Linked DNA regions of Homo sapiens: region 2 is linked to region 1. Evidence: chromatin loops called from intact Hi-C (ENCODE). Cell type or tissue: GM12878. All regions are shown on one strand. Links, peaks and the distances in the headings refer to the core of each region. The heading gives the core; the rest is flanking DNA.

Region 1 (2,918 bases), core at 246-2,745:
TTAGATACCATGTCAAATTTATAAAATACCTCTCCTTCCTGAACACTTCCAAACTCTCCCTGAAACTGCTTCATAATTCAATATTTCCATTTTAATTTTGAAGTCTCCACATTAACTTGAAGTTTATGAGGGCAACCTAGATCAGAATCTGATAATTTGATATTTGTTAGTTTCATCTTTGTTTTACTAATCTCACTTTCTTTACTGACGTCCAGGAGACATGCTGTCTTGATTCTCCTCTTAATTCAAGGCTCGTATTCTTTGCTAGTTCATCTTTCTGACCTCTAAATGTTGAACAAACCCAAAGCTCAGTCCTAGAATCTCTTTTTTTTTTCTATCTGCACTCCCTCTCTAACTAATCTGATACGTTCTCATCGCTTCAGATATTACATACAGACTTACAAATTTTAGCTGCCACTTCAACCACTCCCCTGAACACCAAACATATGTATCTAGTCACCTACTCATCTTTAAAATTTTCACAGTTAAGAAGTATCTCAAAATTAAGATGTCAAAAAATCAACTTTCTGATTTCCCACCAAAACCTGCTCCTCCTACATGCTTCCCTATGCCTCCAGTTGCTCAAGCCAAAAGCCTCAGAATGTGCCTTGACTTGCCTCCCCCATCTTATATCCAAGCCATCAAGGAATTCTGTCAGTTACACTGAAAAAATTAATCCAGCATCCTGCCATTTTAACAATCCCTCTAGTTTTCCATCACTGACACTCTGAGCCACATCAGCTATTATTTGGATGTCTGTAATAGTTTCTTAAGTCCTTGCCAAACAAGGTTTGGTATGTATAGCAGGGGCCTGGGCATTACCTGGGAGCTTATTAGAAATGCAGAATCAGTCCTCATCTTAGGCCTATGAAAATAGAACCTTTATTTAACAAGATTCTCTGTGATTTGTGTGCACAGTAGAATGTGAAAAACTTTATCCTAACTGGTCTTTCTCTTCCTTCTCTAGAACATATACATTTCGGTTTCAACATAGCGGCAGCCAGAGCGGTCCTCTTAAAGTGGAAGTGATATTCTGCTTCTCTCCTGCTTAAAACCTTCAGATCTCCCTATCTCCCTAAAAGCAACAACCAAAGTCCTTCCAGGGGCTACATGAACACCTGCATCGTCTGGAGTCTGCTATGACTCAGCCCTCAATGCCTACAATACTCATGCATTAAGAACATATTGAGTGGGTATGGAAAGTCTCTAAATCTTCTGGTCCACGCTTTAGCAAACACGTCTCAATATATTCTACTTCTACAGATGAGTAACTTCATTCTTGATGTTTTGTTTGTACTGATTTCGGTTTTTCACTGAGAAATTGAACTCTACTTTTTCTTGTCTTTAATTTCTGGAAAGCACCTACAAAATTTCCCAAACACTGACTACATTCCCCTAAATGCTTTAAAATCGGTAATTTTTTTAGAGACCTTAACTTTTACAGAGTTAATACTAGAATACTTACAAATGTCACTATATTATGGCCAGGATTTGTATCAAAATAATGGAGGTAGAGGTTCAGGAGTAGACATGAGAAAAGATGAAACAAGATTGGCCATAGGGAAGCTGGTTGTTAAGTACAGGAAGATTGCTTATGTTTTCCTATCAATTTTTGTGTATGTTAGAAATTTGTTATAACAAAATATATTTTTTAATTTTTTACAAATTTGTTAAAATAATTTTCTTCTTTCTTTTGATATCTGAATAAAATTATATGATGTTTACATTTCACTTTGGTGGTAAAAATGAACAACTAAGCTGAAATAATACCTTTTTTTTTGTTTTTGGAGACGGAGTTTTGCTCTTGTTACCTAGGCTGGAGTGCAATGGCTCGATCTCAGCTCACCGCCACCTCCGCCTCCCAGGTTCAAGCGATTCTCCTGCCTCAGCCTCCAGAGTAGCTGGGATTACAGGCATAGGCAGTCATGCCCAGCTAATTTTGTATTTTTAGTAGAGACAGGGTTTCTCCATGTTGGTCAGGCTGGTCTCGAACTCCCGACCTCAAATGATCCGCCCACCTCGGCCTCCCAAAGTGCTGGGATTACAGGCGTGAGCCACCGTGCCCAGCCTTTTCTTTTTTTTTGAGATGGAATCTCACTCTGTCACCCAGCCTGGAGTACAGTGGTGCAATCACAGCTCACTAAAGCCTCAACCTCCCAGGCTCAAGTGATCCTCCCACCTCAGTCTCCTGAGTAGCTAGAATCACAAGCACGTCCTACCTCACCTGGCTAGTTTTCAATTTTTTTTGTAGAGACAGGGTCTCACTATGTTGCCCAAGCTCTTCTTGAACTCCTGGGTTCAAGCAATCCTCCCACCTCAGCCTCCCAAAGTGCTGGAATTATAGGCATGAGCCACCACACCCAGCCTGAAGTAACACTTTAATAACTGTCCTTTATGCTTACGATTTTGTGTCTCCCTAAGCTTTTCTAGATTATATATCTTTGATAAAGGCTATTCTTATTAGGTTTTCTCAACAGCAGATCATCTTGGCCAGGCGCGGTGGCTCACGCCTATAATCCTAGCACTTTGGGAGGCCAAGGCGGGCAGATCACAAGGTCAGGAGTTCAAGACCAGCCTGACCAATATGGTGAAACCCCATCTCTACCAAAAATACAAAAATTAGCCGGGCGTGGTGATGTGCTCCTGTAATCCCAGCTACTCGGGAGGCTGACGCAGAAGAGTCCCCTGAACCCAGGAGGCGGAGGTTGCAGTGAGCCAAGATCATGCCACTGCACTCCAGCCTGGGCAACAGAGCGAGATTCCATCTCAAAAAAACAGACAAACAAACAAACAAAAAAACCCAGCAGATCATCTAAATGGAAAAGTTTGTCCTCCACAGAATCAGGAGAAACAAATAACTGTAACTAGTGGTATTAGTCCATTCTCACACGGCTATAAAGAAATAACCTGAGATTGGG
Region 2 (2,918 bases), core at 329-2,828, 440 kb before region 1:
ACACGGAAATCCTCTTTCTTTTTATTGTTGTCCACTATTACTCACCTCATATAATAAACGGGCAGCTCTTTCTTTGGTCTTCCCCTTGAGGCTGCTGTATTTAAAAATCTAAAGAATGCAAAGAATGCTTACTGTGAACTATAAGAGTATCTTTCAGCCACAAATGCTCTTGCCACCTCTTAGCTTCCAGGCAAAGATACACTTGTAAGGGAAAGGCAGCCAGAAGTATGGGGGCCTGAGGTGGGGGTATATGTGGGGGCTGAGGGTTGATATTAATGGAGTTTGTTCTCCTTTTCTCCCTCAGACAGGCTTTATCATTTTCTGTCTTGAAAAATTACTAAGTAGCATTTGAAATAAACTCCCCCAGGGAAAATGACATGGATATTGTGAATTTTAAGTAAAAATCACTTTCTGCCTCTCTGCATGATTAATTCTTCTTCATATCTTCTTTTCCAAATATCGTGTTAAAAACAGTATTGCGTTTACATATAGTCTTAAATAACCATGGTTAATAGCAGAAGAAAGATAGTTCTTTGTCTGACTAAAGCAAGTAACTTTTTCAGTGCAAAGTATCAGTTGTAGGGCTGGAGACAGTGGAAGTTGCTGTTCTGCCCTCTGTTTCTAGAAAAATAAAGTTTTTCTGAGACTAAAAAGGAAGCAAAGGACACAATTCTGAAAGGAGGAAAGTTTTCCTATTGATGATTAGGACTTTAACTTTACCCTGGAAATAATGAGCTTGGTTCTTTCTTTTATCCTCAGGAAGACTTAAGAGATACCTTAAGTTTGTTTTGCCCCTTTCTTCTTTCAGAGATCCTGCACTTCACTATACTAATGCCAACGTGGGGAGAACTGGTTTCTTTACAACCCAGAGAGCCCAATGGAAAGTGGTATTCTTTGTCTCCGCAAAACTAAAATAACAAGTGTTTCTTGCAGGTAATAAGGCACAAGTGTAGGCCACACAGAAACGGTGACCCAATCTGGGCACAAATGGGACTCTTTGCCATTTTAGGATGTCGTGTTGGAATTTCAAAGAGCTGAAACCAAGGTCAGAGCTGGTCATATTTAGGAAACAATCCTCTAACAACCTTCGCTTTGCCTGACCTGTTTCACGTAGTATAGTCCAGATTCATTTGTTTCCACTTCCTTGCCTGGAATGCCTTCCTTTCCTTTAATGAGTTTGAGTCTGGTCCTTTCTTCCAATATGCTGCTCCAGTTTTACCTACTTGCAAAAGCCTTTCAAAGTTTCCAATTCCTAGTCTCGAGGGATTGCCTTTTTCTCTGGATTCCTATGCCCCTTGGATCTCTAGTTCATGCATTCAGCCAGTCATTCATGATGTTCCCTCTCTCTGGGATGCTCTTCTCCCAGGTCTTTGCATGGCTGGCTTCTTCTCACTCAACTGAAATGCCACTTTCAGTTTCCCTCACTACCATTCTAAAGTAGGAGCCTTTTCTGTATATTCAGAGACTGTTGAGTTGAGACAGATCTGAAGATGGAAGATACTAGATCCACACCCGTTAGTGTAAGAAACAGAGAAATTTCCTGGAAATTTCTGGTGGCTAAAATATGTGAGATGCAAATGTGTATTTTAAGGATGGTAGTTTAATGTGAATAAGCAGGAAAGACTGTGTGTTTAGCTCATATTAATCTCTGGGGTCTTCCCCTAGTTGTTCTCTGGATGAGGTTTCTTAGTATTGAGGATTGACAGAGGGTGTACCTAACCTGAAGAAGTAAGGAAAGTAAAACCTTAAATGCCAGTAAACATCATACAGTTTAGGTTGAAAAACTCTTGTAGCTCATTAAAAGGGTTCACAGGAAGGTTTCAAAAGCAGGGTATTGAACCAGAAATGTAGGTCTGGGGAAATGAAACCTAAGTGTAAGATAAATGGAAGTGAGAAGTAGAAATAGGAATTAGAAAGAAAGTAGTGTGAAAATGGAATAGCTATGGGAGAAAATTGTTTACAGTGCCATTGGGGTGCACATCCTACTTTTGTAAAGAAAAGTTTAAAATAACATCTTTATTAACATATAGTTCACATATCATATAATCACCCATTTAAAGTGCACAATTCAAAGGTTTTTAGTATATTCACAGATACATGTCACCATCACCACAGCCAAAATTAGAACATTTTTATCACCTCATAAAGAAGCCCCATATTTTTTAGCTACTACCCCCCATCCCTCCTATCTCCAGACAAACACTGAAGTGCCTTCTGTCTTTATGGATTTGCCTGTTCAGGATATTTCATGTAAATGGAATTATATAATACATAGTCTTTGTCTTATGTAATTTCCTTCTTTCCCTTAACATAATGTTTTCAAGGTTCATTCGTGTCAAAGCGTGTGGTAGTACTTCCTCTTTTTTTTTCTTTTTTTTTTTTTTTTTGAGACAGAGTCTCACTTTGTCGCCCAGGCTAGAGTGCAGTGGCATGATCTCAGCTCACTGCAACCTCCGCCTCCCGGGTTCAAGCAATTCTCCTGCCTCAGCCTCCCGAGTAGCTAGCATTACAGGCCTGCTCCACCATGCCAGGCTAATTTTTTGTATTTTTAGCAAAGACGGGGTTTCACCATGCTGGCCAGGCTGGTCTCTAACTGCTGACCTCGTGATCCACCCACCTCGGCCTCCCAAAGTGCTGGGATTACAGGCATGAGCCACTGCGCCTGGCTGCAGTACTTCCTTTTTATGGCCAAATAATGTTTCATCGTATGGATGGATGTATAATGTTTTGTTTGGTCATTGATCAGTTGATAGACATTTGGGTTGTTTCTACCTTTTGGCTATTATGAATAATGCTGGTATAAATATTCATGTATGGGTTTTTGTGTGGATGTATGTTTTCATCTTCCCTGGTAGATATCTAGGAGTAAAATTTTGAGTCACATGGTAACTCTATGCTTAACCTTCTGAGGAGCTGCC

What was found. Hi-C counts contacts between places; a loop is a spot of excess contacts. Peaks named below come from ENCODE experiments on the same cell type or tissue, not always from the same donor. Only the 100,000 strongest peaks of a DNase experiment are listed, where the experiment ranks them.
Region 2: a loop joins it to region 1, with 2.3 times the contacts of the local background. A loop is called at or near these places in 2 of 110 quality-filtered maps.

What each region holds. Positions count from the first base shown.
Region 1 is chr13:80,255,577-80,258,494 of GRCh38, forward strand. No RefSeq gene overlaps it. Among named protein-coding and RNA genes, the nearest start is that of SPRY2, 84 kb to the right of the region's middle. In GM12878, for the core only: no CTCF peak of the experiment used is centred there; a DNase peak (open chromatin) is centred at 1,204; H3K4me3 peaks cover 477 bases; H3K27ac peaks cover 1,407 bases.
Region 2 is chr13:79,810,837-79,813,754 of GRCh38, forward strand. No RefSeq gene overlaps it. Among named protein-coding and RNA genes, the nearest start is that of LINC01038, 7.9 kb to the left of the region's middle. In GM12878, for the core only: no CTCF peak of the experiment used is centred there; DNase peaks (open chromatin) are centred at 1,825 and 2,267; H3K27ac peaks cover 756 bases.